Linked DNA regions of Homo sapiens: region 1 is linked to region 2. A link is a contact called in ENCODE Hi-C or POLR2A ChIA-PET data. All regions are on one chromosome and are shown on one strand. The core of a region is the stretch at or near the end of the contact, and the rest is flanking DNA. Distances in the headings are between cores, read along the strand shown.

Region 1 (3,363 bases), core at 779-3,278, 630 kb after region 2:
CTAAAATTTATTTATTATGTTTTTGCTTTATAGGTGCTGTGAGATTTATGCTTTAAGGAGGTTATATTTTGGTGTAGTTTGAGGATTTGTTTCAAGATTTAGAGCTCCTTTTAGCAGTTCTTGTAGTGCAGGCTTTATAGTGGTGAATTCTCTTAGTATTTGTTTGTCTAAAAAAAAACCTGTATCTTTTCTTCATTTATGAAGCTTAGTTTCACTGGTTACAAAATTCTTAGCTGATAATTGTTTTGTTTAAGGAGGCTAGAGATAGGGCCCCAATCCCTTCTAGCTTGTAGGGTTTCTGCTGAGAAATCTGCTGTTAATCTCATATGTTTTCCTTTATAGGTTACCTGGTGTTTTTGCCTCACAGCTCTTAAGATTTATTTCCTTCATCTTGACTTCAGATAACCTGATGACTATGTGCCTAGGCAATGATCTTTTTGTGATAAATTTCCCAGGTGTTTTTTTGAGCTTCTTGTATTTGGATGTCTAGGTCTCTGGCAAGGCTAGGAAAGTTTGCCTTGATTTTTCCCTCAAATATGTTTTCCAAACTTGTTAGATTTCTTCTTTCTAAGGAACACAAATTATTTTTAGGTTTAGTTACATAGTCCCAAACTTCTTGGAGGCTTTGTTCATTTTTTAAAAAATTCTATTTTCTTTGTCTTTGTTGGATTGGGTTAATTTGAAAACCTGTTTTTGAGCTCTGAAGTTCTTTCTTCTGCTTGTTCGATTCTGTTGCTGAGACTTCCCAGTGTATTTTGCATTTCTCTAAGTATGTCCTTCATTTCCAAAAATTGTGATTGTTTTCTATTTATGCTATTTCACCGAAGATTTTTCCCTTCTGTATTAGTCCATTTTCATACTGCTACGAAGAAATACCCAAGACTTGGTAATTTATAAAGAAAAAGAGGTTTTATGGACTCACAGTTCCACATGGCTGGGGAGGCCTCACAATCATGGCAGAAGGCAAAGGAAGAGCAAAGGCACATCTTACATGGCTGCAAGAAAGCATGTGCAGGGGAATTGCCCTTAATAAGACCATCAGATCTCATGAGACTTATTCACTATCATGAGAACAGCATGGGAAAAACTCTGCTCCCATGATTCAATTACCTCCCACTGTGTCCCTCCCATGACACATAGGGATTATGGGAGCTACAATTCAAGATGAGATTTGGGTGGGGACACAGCCAAACCATATCACCTTCATTTCCTGTATCATTGTTTTGGTTTCATTAAGTTGGACTTCATCTTTCTCTGGTGTCTCCTTAATTTGCTTAATAATCGACCTTCTGAATTTTTTTTCTGGCAATTCAGAGACTTCTTCTTGGTTTGGATCCATTGCTGGTGAGCTAGTGTGATCTTTTGGAGGTGTTAAAGAAACATGTTTTGTCATTTTACCAAAACTGTTTTTCTGATTCCTTCTCATTTGGACAGACTATGTCAGAGGGAAGATCTGGGACTCAAGAGCTGCTGTTCAGATTCTTTGTCCCAAGGGGTGCTCCCTTGATGTAGTGCTCTCCCCTTCCCCTAAGGATGTGGCTTCCTGAGAGCCAAACTGCAGTTATTTCTCTTCTGGATGTAGCCACTCAGTGGAGCTACTGGGTTCTGGGCTGGTACTGGGGAGTGTCTGACCAAAGTCCTGTGATGTGAACCATTTTCATGTCTACCATCTTCAGGTGTCTCAGTCTTGGATACCAGCACCTGTTTTGGTGGAGTTGGCAGGGGAGTGAAATGGATTCTGTGAGGGTCCTTAGTTGTAGTTTTGTCTATTGCACTAGTTTTGTATTTGTTGGCCTCCAGCCAGGAGGTGGCACTTTCAGGGGAGCATCAGTTGCCATAGTATAGGGAGGATCAAGGCAGTGGGTGGAGCCCTAGAGCTCCGAAGAGATTATGTCCTTTGTCTTTGGCTACAAGGGTGGGTAGAGAAAGACCATCAGGTCGGGGCAGGGTTAGGCCTGTCTGAGCTCAGGCTCTCCTTGGGTGGGGCTTGCTGCAGCTGCTGTGGGGTATGGGGATGTGGTTCTCAGGCCAGTGAAGTTATGTTCCCAGGGGGATTGTAGCTGCCTCTGATGTGTCATGCAGGTCACCAGGGAAGTCGGGGAAAGCTGGCAGTTACAGGCTTCACCTAGCTCCCATGCAGCCCAAGAGGCTGGTCTCACTCCCACCATGCCCCCACCAACAGCACTGAGTTTATTTCCAGGCAGCCAGTGAGCAGGGCTGAGAACTTGCCACAGGCTACTAGCCTTTTAGCTGAGAAAGCAAGCAGGGCTTTCAGGTCTTGTGCCTCCCTGCCTGCTGCGGCTTCTGTGCTGTGTATCCACTCCCGATTCACCTCCTCCCCCAGTTTCTATCGAGGAAATTTGTGTTCAGTTGAAATTGTTACAAAGTTCAGCTGGAAGTTTCTTTCTCCCTGTGGTCTTTTCCCAGTTCCTCTGGCAGCCCTTCCCAAGGATCTCTGTGAGACTAAGTCAGAAATGGCTTCCCTGGGGACCGAGAGAGCCCACAGGGCTCTTCCCACTACTTCTACCCTTGTATTTTGCTTAGCTCTCTAAATTTGTCTCAACTCTAGGTAAGATCAAATCCTTCTCCCATTATCTGGACCTTCAGTTTCCCCCGTGAAGGTGTGTGTTCAAGGGCAGACAATCCCCCTTTCACACTTTGGGCACTCACATTTTTTCAACCATCTTCTGGGGCCTGCAGGAGCAATCTGCTTCCTTCAAAGGGTCTGTGGATTCTCTAGGCTTTCCGGGTATGTTCCTGCAGTAGTTCTTGGAGTAAAAGTTTACAATGTGCATCTCCACAAGCTGCTCTGTCCATCTGAGTGGGAGCTGGAAGTTAGTCCTGCCTTCTATCCACCATTTTCCTGCTGTTCAAATAAATGCCTTTTCTTTATAAATTACCCGGTTTCAGGTATTTTGTTATAAGCAACAGAAAACAGACTAAGACAGACAGCTTTAACCATTACCAAGTTCTTCCTGCCATTAAGCTAAACTGATTCCTTGTAATGTCTTTCCTTTAGTTCTATTTGTGTCTGCTTGCTTATAATACATTTAGTGTTTCTTCTATTAAACAGTCCTTTAGCTATTTGAAGACAACTATGCTGTTTCCAGCCCTACTCTAGCCTCACTCCTAAACTTTCTCTTCTCTCGAATATTCAAAACCAGTTCCTCATACTGAACTTTAACAAAGATCAAGGTTCTGTTTGAGGCAGAAAAAAAAAAAAAAAGAACTGAAACAGTGACTCTTTTTTGTTTGACCACATCCTCTTGTTTATCTTGAAAATCAAGGTGGATAGACTATGAATGTGAGATGAAAAAAGCCAAAGAGGCTCTCTGTGTTACTATGATGACTACTCTGATCTGA
Region 2 (3,274 bases), core at 169-2,668:
GGGAGGAGAGCGGGGAAGGGGGTGGGGGAACGTGGGGGAAGCGAGTACACCATTTTAAATCAACACTGCGAAAATGCAATCTAGCCTGGCGGAGGACCGGCAGCTGGGTCGGAGCTTGCGAGGGCTTTGCAGTCTCTGCCTGTTCCTTGTTCTGTCGCTCTTAAGTTTCTCTGTGTTTGCATAATAGCCGTGCATGCAAACCTCGCAATGCTCCAGGGCTCCAGAACAATAAATATACACATTTAAAGCCTTTATTGTCTTACGGTTCATGCCCCCGGTTTTCAACAGCTTAATTTCTGGTTGTATTTAACTAGTTTGCAAATGGATTTTTTCAGTTTCAAACTATTATTGAGGAAGCTCCCCTCCCTTTTTTGGCGGGGGAGGGGATGGGGGTGGGGTAGGAGTCGGTATATTATTCCTGTAGCGCTGGGTTATATAAACACATTATCATTTGAGAGCGCCCTTGGCGTCCATCAGCATTGTAAACACGTACTAGTGTATATACTTCAAAATTAAAGAATGCACACGCAGAACCGGGAGCCTGAATTCATATTCTGAGCAGACTCGCTTCTCGCATTTATTGATTTATCATGCATCGTTTATTGTTCCAGTCCCTAAATGCAGTCGCTGTCCGTTCAATATTGTTTGCGAAATCCTAAGATGTGTGTGCACTGCTCACTTGTCTCTTTTTTTTTTGCTGAGTATTTTTTTGCGAAGCGAACAAATGCATTAATATTTATATGTTTATATAATCGATAACCCACTTTTCCCTTCCATGTAAATAGGCATCAAAAGATAATTTAACAGATTAGTTCTCGAAAACATGGCAGTGAGGAAGCGTAATTTAACTATCAAACAAATCTACATGTCTAATAACAGCAAATCTGCTAAGAAGCATTAGAAAGAGGAGCAGCGCCCCGGAATCTCTGCAGGAAATGTTCTTTATATTAGACATATACAAGCAGGTCCTGTCAGATGCACAGTGGAGCTCGCTACCCCTCCTCTCCTCCAAAAATCTCATCAGACGATATCCCAGACAGGAGCGGTTAGAGAGAGAGGAATCACATCTCCACACAGTTTTAGGGTGCTTTTTATTTTTACAAATCTTCTTGTGTGTTTTTTGCCTTGATCCATCCTCTTCCCGCCGAGATCGTATGGCGCCTTTCTCTCGATTATGAATTTGATCAATCCATCTTTGGAAGAAAACCCACATAGTTTTTTCAGGAGCTGAAAATTGAGTCGTTATAGAAATATTAGGACATATTTTCAATCATTTCGGTGCCCGAAGGGAGGCAAGAGCTCAGTTTTATATTGAGACATTACGCCGGCTGAAGGCAGAGAATGCGTTTCCCTGCCAGGACCTGATGCAATCCATTCAAGCCAACAAGTTTGGAGAGAATGTTGAGTTCAATCAATTCAGAACGTCGAGATGGAGCCCAACTCACTCCAGGTATTTCGCTCTCCTCCGCTCCTCCGATCCCGGCACCCCCCGGCACCCCCCAACCCCCCAGCTCACCCACACCTCTGCACCCACCCACACCCCCCACAAACTTTTCACCAAACTTTTACCCTCTGCATCCCCCAAAATCATTTTTATTGTTTAAAAAAATCCCTGCACTGATCATACATACATAATGTAATTTTACCGCCTCAAATGGGGAGGTGGGTAGAAGTGGCGGTGGGGGGCCCTGAGTTTTTTTTTTTTTTTTTTTAGGGAAGCAGAAAATTTGTGGGTGCTATTATTTTTCCACCCAGCGTTATATCTGTTGGGTCGTCTGTATTAAGAGAGTGGATGTCTGTGTGTAAATGTGTCTGGGAATAGATGTTTGTGCTCTGATGGCTACATTATTTATTTGGTGTTTTTTTCCCCCCCTGCAGTGGGTCGGCTCACCGTGTGGCTTGCACGGACCTTACATTTTCTACAAGGCTTTTCAATTCCACCTTGAAGGCAAACCAAGAATTTTGTCCCTTGGCGACTTTTTCTTTGTAAGATGTACGCCAAAGGATCCGATTTGCATAGCGGAGCTCCAGCTGTTGTGGGAAGAGAGGACCAGCCGGCAACTTTTATCCAGCTCTAAACTTTATTTCCTCCCAGAAGACACTCCCCAGGGCAGAAATAGCGACCATGGCGAGGTGGTAAACCTGTCTGTCCCCCTCTTCTTTCTTTATTATTTTTCCCCCTAGTAATGCTTATTACAGGGCAAGCTTGAAAATACTGTATTCACTTCTGCAGGCAAGCAGGATCGACTCCTTTTTTAAAGGGGTAGCGCCACTAGCTGGGGCTCGAGTATTTTGCCATTGTCAGAGTTTGGCTGTCAGCTTTACAAAGAGGATCCAACTGCTGATTTTAGTCAAGATCAAATAACTTGTTCGAGAAGGGTTTTGTTCAAGGATGTGTGTGTGTGTGTGTGTGTGTGTGTGTATGTGTGTGTGTGTGTTCATTTGCTCTCCTGCTATTGCCTCTTGAACATCACATGCTTTTTATATTTTTTGCCTTTTGAAAATTTACCTTCGTGTCTGGCTCGGTCGTGTCTGGGTGGATTTCTTTCGGTGGGTTTCGATATTGTTCTTTTTTCAAAGTAAGTATTTGATATGTTTAAGAGGGCGGAAATTACGAAATGGAGGCAGAATGAGATCAAAAGCTATTGAGTTGGCAAAGACGTGTTGAATAAAGTGATAAATGACAGGTACTGGAATAATACATTCAAATAACTTGCAGATCTGCCCGGGCGGATTTCAAAGCGGTGGTGTAACAGGCACAAACACGTTAAGCATTAACAACTATCTCTCGCCCACTCCCCCTCCCCCCGGACAAGCCATTTGATGTTCTAGTTTGCAATTACTCCACGCAAAGTGGACGTCCTCCTGCGCGATCTTTGGGGGTGTGTGGGACGGGGGCGGGGGAGGGGAGGGCAGAGGGGTGTGTGCTCGCCCACTGGCCCTGCGGGTCCAGCGTTCTCCGTGCCCAGACGGCGCTCCCGGGGAGGGCGGGGAGGGGACAGAGCCTCCCCGGCACGTTTCTGGGCGGCCGCGGGGGCGCTCGCCGCGCTCCCGGGAGGACGCCGGAGGTGAGCCCGCTGTCACTGGGCGCCGGGGCGGCCGCCTCCCTTCGGCTCTGTCATTTCATGTGTGACCGCAGTTCTGCGGGCTCCCCTCCTCAGCTGACCGACCTCAGCGCCGTGGTACCTACCGAGGGGAACTATTTTGGGGAGTCTGTGCCCACGGCGCAGCGGGGAGGGAGGGCGCACTGCCGCCTGGCGAGGCTTTGTGTTGC

The links. Hi-C counts contacts between places; a loop is a spot of excess contacts on that map. ChIA-PET counts read pairs that join two places held with the same protein, here RNA polymerase II (POLR2A). Pooled maps may share reads with other maps.
Region 1: a map of OCI-LY7 shows a loop between it and region 2 (4-fold over the local background). The contact joins the enhancer-like site here to the promoter of ARID5B in region 2. A Hi-C loop is called at or near these places in 2 of 168 maps with a recorded cell type or tissue (OCI-LY7 and naive thymus-derived CD4-positive, alpha-beta T cell), 16 of 37 single-sample maps with no recorded cell type and 12 of 50 pooled maps. POLR2A ChIA-PET finds 5 or more read pairs at or near these places in 2 of 52 experiments (T-cell and activated B cell).

The regions. Positions count from the first base shown.
Region 1 is chr10:62,525,428-62,528,790 of GRCh38, forward strand. No RefSeq gene overlaps it. Among named protein-coding and RNA genes, the nearest start is that of ZNF365, 150 kb to the left of the region's middle. RefSeq lists an enhancer at 1,904-2,123. Within about 2 kb of position 2,029, at least 5 of the 41 ENCODE cell types and tissues checked have a DNase peak (open chromatin) inside an H3K27ac peak, as active enhancers do; they include OCI-LY7, where a contact is called at or near this core.
Region 2 is chr10:61,900,281-61,903,554 of GRCh38, forward strand. It overlaps ARID5B (AT-rich interaction domain 5B), which reads left to right and starts at 1,419. Exons shown (of 10, transcript NM_032199.3): 1 at 1,419-1,450; 2 at 1,879-2,133. The coding sequence starts at 1,430. RefSeq lists silencers at 1-110, 2,851-3,170 and an enhancer at 1,109-1,611.